Regions from separate parts of the Homo sapiens genome. Here region 2 is linked to region 1. The links are chromatin contacts, found by Hi-C or POLR2A ChIA-PET in ENCODE. All regions are on one chromosome and are shown on one strand. Each heading gives the region's core, a stretch centred on a gene start or an enhancer-like site at or near the end of the contact. The rest is flanking DNA. Distances are from core to core; before and after follow the strand shown. Region 1 has its middle 5.4 kb from the start of LINC00885. Region 2 holds the start of TM4SF19 (transmembrane 4 L six family member 19).

Region 1 (3,511 bases), core at 11-2,510:
CAAAGAGTGAGACCCCATCTAAAAAAAAAAAAAAATTAGCCGGGCGTGGTAGTGTGCACCTGTACTCCCAGCTACTCCTGAGGCTGAGGTGGGAGGACCCCCTGAGCCCAGGAGGTTGAGGCTGCAGTGAGCTGTGATCACACCACTGCACTCCAACCTGGGTAACAGTGAGACTGTCTCAAATAAAAAGAAAGGATATTTCATGATACTTCTCTGTTGATGTGTGTCCCTCCCTTTGTCTGATGGGGTCTGTGTCTTAGTACACATATCTCAGAGGTCGCATAGTGCCTGGTACATAGACAGAGCTTGCAGATGTGAATTGAATGCATGGATGGACAGTGAGACCGTGGAGGGGATGGTCCAACCATCCTCTGCACTGTTCAGACCCATGAGGAGCTCTGAGTCCAGGTCCAGGGAGGCAGATTCCTCCCCAGAACCCCTCGACTTATCACCGAAGAGTGCATAGGAGACTGGAGAGGTTGAAGAGCTTGCCCCACTGCACAGCCAGCTGGGCGGCATAGCTCCCTGGTGAGCTCAGCACAGCAGTGGGAAACAGAGGTGAAGGGCAGAGCCTTGAACTTGGCTGTGTTCTCTACCCACTGTGTGACCTCAGGCAACTCACCCAGCTCTCCAGCTTTGAGAGTTGGGTAACTTGCCCGACTCTCATTGGGCACCTACCTCATTGAGTTCTGTAAGGATTAAATCGAGATAAAATATGTAAAGAACTCAGCAGGCAGGTGGGCTGAGAAAAAGGGAGCAGCCAGCATGTCTGTTTCTGCAGTGCCTCAGGCACCAGGGCCTGCCAGTGGCCACAGAAATGGAGTTGACCTCACCGGCTCCCTTCCAGTCTCCCAGGCTGTGGGGCAGTGACAACCCCAAGCAGGAGGCTGGAGGCACAGACTTCCAAGAAGGAGGAGACGAGGCATGCTGGTACATTTTCCACCTTACTCCAACCCTTCACCCACATCCTGACTTCTTCAAAAGAATTATTGTATAAACAATATAAAGGCATTAAAAAAAACTGCAAAGGAAAAACGAACCACCTATGATCTCAGCATTCGAGCCCAACAAGGTTGTTTTCTTCCTGTCTAGTTCTTCCAGCTTGTCCAGGCATGTACATATTTTATTTCGCTGTAGTCAGAGTCATTATTTATTTTTTGCTTGTGTAATATTTTTATCATAAATGTTCATTCACAATCCTGTAGTCTTCATAAGTAGAATTTTTTTTTTCCCCCTTCAGGACAGAGTGTTGCTCTCGTCGCCCAGGCTGGAGGGCAATGGCGCAATCTCGGCTCACTGCCACCTCCGCCTCCCGGGTTCAAGGGATTCTCCTGCCTCAGCCTCCCAGTAGCTGGAACTACAGGCGTGCACCACCCCATGCCCATCTAATTTTTGTATTTTTAGTACAGACAGGGTTTCGCCATATTGGCCAGGCTGGTCTCAGACTCCTGGCCTCAGGTGATCCACCTGCCTCGGCTTTCCAAAGTGCTGGATGACAGGCGTGAGCCACTGCGCCTGGCCCATAAGTAGAATTTTTAATGGCAACCTGATATGCCACCAAGCTGATGCGCCATCAGTTATTTCTTCATTATTCTCTTGCTGGATATTTTCTTCTTTTTGCTGTTGAAGGACAACATATTTATACATAATTTTAATTTATTTACTTACTTATTTTTGAGACGGAGTCTCAGTGTATTGCCCAGGCTGATGTGCAGTGGAGTGATCTCGGCTCACTGCAACCTCCACCTCCTGGGTTCAAGCGATTCTCATGCTTCAGCCTCCTGAGTAGCTGGGACCACAGGCATGTGCCTTCACACCCAGCTAATTTTTGTATTTTTACCAGATAAACGGTTTCACCATGTTGGTCAGGCTGGTCTCGAACTCCTGGCCTCAAGCGATCCACCTGTGTTGGCCTCCCAAAGTGCTGGGATTATAGGCGTGAGCCACCGCACCCGGCCCCAAATTCTTTATGGCTACATTGCTCCCCAGAGTGGAATAATTTACACTTTTCTAGCAGCATGTGAGTACCTTCCAACCAACTCGGCACGGGCTTTTGTGCTGTTGATATGGTTGCATCTTGTCAGTTTCATCTGGTACAGTGTGGTGTTATTCACTGTTGAACTTCCTCTCGAATAAAATTTAGTTCATATTTTTTGCTCATTATCAGTTTTTGTTTTTGTTTGAGACAGGGTCTGGTTCTGTTGCCAGGATGGAGTGCTACGGTGCGATCTCAGCTCACCGCAGCCTTGATCTCTCAGGCTCAAGTAATCCTCCTACCTTAGCCTTCTGGGTAACTAGGACTACAGGCATGTGTCACCAGGCCTAGGTAATTTAAAAAAAAAATGTGGCCAGGCATGGTGGCTCACGCCTGTAATCCCAGCACTTTGGGAGGCTGAGGCGGGCAGATCATAAGGTCAGGAGATCGAGACCATCCTGGCCAACATGGTGAAAACCTGTTTCTACTAAAAATACAAAAATTAGCTGAGCATGGTGGCACATGCCTGTAGTCCCAGCTACTTGGGAGGCTGAGGCAGGAGAATTGCTTGAACCCGGGAGGCAGAGGTTGTAGTGAGCCAAGATCACACCACTGCACTCCAGCCTGGGCAACAAGAGCAAAACTCCGTCCCCAAAAAAAAAAAAAAATGTTTAGTAGAGACGAGGTCTCATTATGTTGCCCAGTCTGGCCTCAAACTCCTGAGCTCAAGTTGATCCTCCCACTTCAGCCTCCCAAAGTGCTGGGATTACAGGTCTGAGCTACCATACCTGGCCTAGCTTATCAGTCTTATTAGCTATTTATGAACCTTGTCTTTTGTCATTATTTGCTGCAAGCTCTTCCTCCAAATCTTTTTCTTTTTCAAAATTATATTTTTAAAAAGTTATAAAAGCAATACATGTTTATGGTAGAAAATCTGAAAAATAGAGAAAAAGTCATAAAATATATGCCACCACTTAAAATTAACCTTTATTATCCTGTTTGTCTGTCTGTTTTTGAGACAGGGTCTGGCACCGTCCCCCAAGCTGGAGTGTTGTGAGTGTGGTTCCCAGCAGCCTTGAGCTCCTGGGCTCAACGATCCTCTGGCATGAGCCGCTGTGCCTGGTGTTATTATCCTGTTTCAAAACCAGCTGTGAAAAGATAATTTGACCCTATTGGGAAATGAAGATATGGACTGGTTGTTGGATGATACTGAGGAATTTTTGTTAGTTTTGTTGAGGGCGTAATAGCAGGGTAGATGTATGTTTTCAAAATCCCTTATCAGTTTACATGCTCACTGGAATATTTACAGGAAAATTCATGTGACGTCTTGGCTTTGCTTTTAAAAACTCCAGCACACACACAAAAATAAATAAATGATTGGGGAAAATTAGATAAAACCAAATTGGCAGTATTTGTTGATACTAGATGATGGATATATGAGTATTCATTTCATTGTTCTCTCTACTTTTACGTACATTTGAAGTTTTCTGTGACTTACGTTTAAAAGTTATCTTCTCAGGAGGACTCCCAGGCTTA
Region 2 (3,956 bases), core at 210-2,709, 200 kb after region 1:
ATTAAGTGATCACTACCTGACAGACACTTGGGGGGCTAGGGATATAACGATGAAAAAGATGTAATCCCTTTCCTTGAGGAGCTTAAAGTCTAGTGGGGACACTGCTGACGCAAAAAGCAATTCTTTTTTTTTTTTTTTTTTTTTTTTTTTGAGACACAGTCTCGCTCTTGTTGCCCAGGCTGGAGTGCAGCGGCATGCTCTTGGCTCACTGCAACCTCCGCCTCTCGGGTTCAAGTTATTCTCCTGCCTCAGCCTCCCAAGTAGCTGGAATTACAGGCATGCACCACGCCCGGCTAATTTTGTATTTTTAGTAGTGATGGGTTTTCGCCATGTGGGTCAGGCTGGCCAAAAAGTAATTCTAATCAAGTGTGGTAAGAAATAGAGCAGACATGAGCAGGGCGGGAGAGGGCCTCTACCCCAGTAATGTCAGGTGACTATCAGGTGATGGCCAGGCGGTTGTTACACTGTCTTTCTAAAATAATATTGGTCACAGCCAGCGTTGGGAAAGACAGTCTCCCAATAGATAGAAAATACCTGAACTTGGTGATCAGCAGCTTCCTGGTAAGAGCTCAGGAATTGGGCGAGTGGGCTCAAGCATCTACACTAAGAAGCAAAATGGTGGAGTTTAGCTGGTGTGTGTGACCTTCCTCTAGTGCTGCTCCGCGGGTAAGGGAAAAACGCCTCAAGTGAGCATGCGCACGACTTCAGTAAACACACTGCGCATGCGGCCCCTCCCAAGTGCCTGTGCGGCAGGCAGGCGCCAAGTCAAGGGTCTAACAGCACATTTGGGTGTCTCAAGTCACGCACTTGGCCCTTTTCCAAGTGTACTTTACTTCCTTTCATTGCTGCTCAAAAACTTTTTAATAAACCTTCACTCCTGCTCTCAAACTTGCTTCAGCCTCTCCCTCTGCCTTAAACCCACTTCTGCCCCTCAGCCGAATCTCTCCCCCGAGAAGGCAAGGATTGAGTTTGCTGCAGACTCGCTGGATTCACAGCTGGTAACAGTAAGTACCAGGCAGGGGCATCCAACTTAAGGTGTCATGGAAGCACATGGAGGAACCTAATCCTATCTGGCAGAAGCAAAACGAAGCTTCCCGGAGGAAGGGCTGCCCATGCCCAAACTTGATGGACGATGAGATACTAGGCAGGAAGAGTATTCTAGGTGCAAAGGCCAGAAGTTGACAGACTGAGGCAACAGGAGAAGGTAAGTGAATGGCGCAAAGTCACACAGACGCCAAGCTGCAGAGCCAGGCTCACTGGAGTGGAAGCGTGCACTCTCATCTGTGAGGCTAGGCTGTTCCCTGGCCGTCACCTCACCCTTTCATCTCTGCTTACCTGCATCTGGTGTCAAGAATCAGAATGGGAGAGACAGAACCTGGAGAAAGGCTGCGTCTTCAGAGTGGGGCTCCACTCCTCCAGCTCCAGGGCTGGACCTGAAGGTTGTCTTTCCAGGACTCTTTCCAGGAGGGCCAGGGAGGCTCTGTATATACGTAGAGGTCACCCAGGCGTGTGTGTGTGCGCGCCCCCACGCCCCTGCCCACAGGCCTGCATTGAAGGCGCTTCCGCTCCCCGGAGAGCCCTGTCCTGATGACCCACCCTCTGCTCATTTTCATGTGATTCTAAGGCAGGAAACGGGAGACATGGCCTCATGAGCTCCGCTGTCCTGATGAGTCACTGGATGCACCCGTGAGAAACACCTCACCCTCCGCTCTCCCCAGGCAGCAACACTTGCCACACCCCAGCTGTTCCTGTCCTCATCTGCCACCCCGCGAAGAATTTCGGCTCTTTGACAGAACAGCACCGAGCAGGGCAGCCACCCCTTTTTCCTCATCACTCTCCTTACCTTGCCCTTGGCTGACTCGATGTGTTGCATGGTTCCTGTACTAGACGTCTAACTTTTTTTTTTTTTTTTTTTTGAGACAGGGTCTCACTCTGTCACCCAGGCTGGAGTGCAGTGGCATGATCTCGGCTCACTGCAACCTCCGCCTCCCACACTCAAGCAATCCTCCCACCTCAGCCTCCTGAGTAGCTGGGATTACAGGCACCTGCCACCATGCCCGGCTAATGTTTGTATTTTTAATAGAGACGGGGTTTTGCCATTTTGGCCAGGCTGGTCTCGAACTGCTGACCTCAGGTGTTCGCCTCAGCCTCCCAAAGTGCTGAGATTACAGGTGTGAGCCACCGCACTCAGCCTCTTGTTCAAGCCCCAGGCCACTATCATCTTGTACCATACTCTCACCAAATTGCTGAGGATTTTGTGGTGCTCTCTGTGTGGGAGATCCGTGACCCTCTATGGACAAGCTCCTATTCAAGATTCAGTTCAAACATTCCCAGTGAAGTCTGCCAGGATTTCTTTACTCCGAGTTAGGTACTTCTTTCTCTATGCTCCCATTGCATTTTAAACATCTAGATATTATATACAGTAAAGTGCACAAATCTTTTCTTTTCTTTTTTTTTTTTTTGAGACGGAGTTTCACTCTTGTTCCCAGGCTGGAGTGCAGTGGCACAATCTCAGCTCACTGCAACCTCTGCCTCCTGGCTTCAAGCAATTCTCCTGCCTCAGCCTCCCAAGTAGCTGGGATTACAGGCACGTGCCACCACGCCTGGCTAATTTTGTATTTTTAGTAGAAACACGGTTTCTCCATGTTGGTCAGGCTGGTCTCAAACTCCCGACCTCAGGCGATCCACCCGCCTCCGCCTCCCAAAGTGCTGGGATTACAGGTGTGAGCCAGCACGCCCAGCCTAAAGTGCACAAATCTTAATGTTAAAGTCTGATGAATTTTTACATGTATACCCTGGTGAACCAGCACAGAAATCAAGATACAGGACATTCCAAATCCCCAGAGGTTTCATTGTGTCGCCTGTCATTCGTATCCCTTGTCCCCAGTGTTAACTTTCATTTTGGCTCTTATAATAATTGATTAGGTTTTAGTTGTTCTTGAATTTCACATAAATGGAATCAAACAGTTTTCTTTAAAAAAAAAAAAAAAAAAGGCGGTTTTGCTGTGTCATCCAGGCGGGAGTGCAGTGGCACAATCATGACTCACTGCAGCCTTTTGCCTTCATAGGCTCAAGTGATCCTCACACTTCAGCCTCCTGAGTAGCTGGGACCACAGGCAAGCGCCACCACGCCAGCTGATTTTTTAATTTCGTGTACAGATGGGGTCTCACCATGTAGCCCAGTCTGGTCTCGAACTCCTAGGCTCAAGTGATCCTCCTGCCTCGGCCTCCCAAAGTGCTGGATTACAAGCGTGCGCCACCGCGCCCAGCCCAGTATGGCTTTTGTGTGTGGCTTTCTTCACTCAATATTCTATATGTAAGATTCATCCATCATGTAATTTATTTTTCTTTTATTGCTGAGTATTATTACATTGGATATTACAACTTTTTCTACTCTTAATGGACATTTATATTTTCAACTTTTGCCTGTTATAAATAATGCTGCTATGAATATTCTTCTGCATGTCTTTTGAAGGAACTATGCACTAATTTTTCCAGGGAATATTCTTAGGAGTAGGATTGCTATCATAGGGCAGGTGAATATTTAATTTTGGCAGATATTGCCAAACAGATTCCCAAAGTAGTCCTAATTTACACACCCACCAGCAGTGTGTGACAGTTCCAGTTTCTACACATTCTCACAAACATTTTTAATTTTAGGCATTGTGGTGGGTGTTTAGTGTAATCTCCTTGTGTTTGAATTTGCATCTCCTTGATGAGTAAGCACCTTTTCATATACGTATTAGCCATTTGAAGATCCTCTTTGAGAAGTTCCCGTCCATGGTTTTTGCCCATTTGTTATGGGTTATCTTTTTTTCTGTTTTCTGGTTCATTATAATTCCAGGTATGAGACCTTTATCAGGTAAATTTATTGTGAATGTTTTCCCCCAGTTTGTGGTTTGACTTTTTACTCTCTTTATTATGTCTTATTTTATTTTATTTTATTTTATTTTATT

The links. A loop is a pair of places that touch in the nucleus more often than their neighbours do. ChIA-PET counts read pairs that join two places held with the same protein, here RNA polymerase II (POLR2A). Pooled maps may share reads with other maps.
Region 2: a loop to region 1 is called in a map of PC-9, with 6 times the contacts of the local background. The contact joins the promoter of TM4SF19 here to the enhancer-like site in region 1. A Hi-C loop is called at or near these places in 1 of 168 maps with a recorded cell type or tissue (PC-9) and 1 of 50 pooled maps. POLR2A ChIA-PET finds 5 or more read pairs at or near these places in 2 of 52 experiments (IMR-90 and naive thymus-derived CD4-positive, alpha-beta T cell).

Annotation. Positions count from the first base shown.
Region 1 is chr3:196,135,496-196,139,006 of GRCh38, forward strand. No RefSeq gene overlaps it. Among named protein-coding and RNA genes, the nearest start is that of LINC00885, 5.4 kb to the right of the region's middle. RefSeq lists an enhancer at 255-1,055. Within about 2 kb of position 1,261, at least 6 of the 41 ENCODE cell types and tissues checked have a DNase peak (open chromatin) inside an H3K27ac peak, as active enhancers do; they include PC-9, where a contact is called at or near this core.
Region 2 is chr3:196,336,929-196,340,884 of GRCh38, forward strand. TM4SF19 (transmembrane 4 L six family member 19) reads right to left here and starts at 1,460. Exons shown (of 5, transcript NM_138461.4): 1 at 1,336-1,460. TM4SF19-DYNLT2B (TM4SF19-DYNLT2B readthrough (NMD candidate)) reads right to left here and starts at 1,492. Exons shown (of 6, transcript NR_037950.1): 1 at 1,336-1,492. RefSeq lists enhancers at 984-2,183, 1,550-1,844 and a silencer at 1,593-1,764.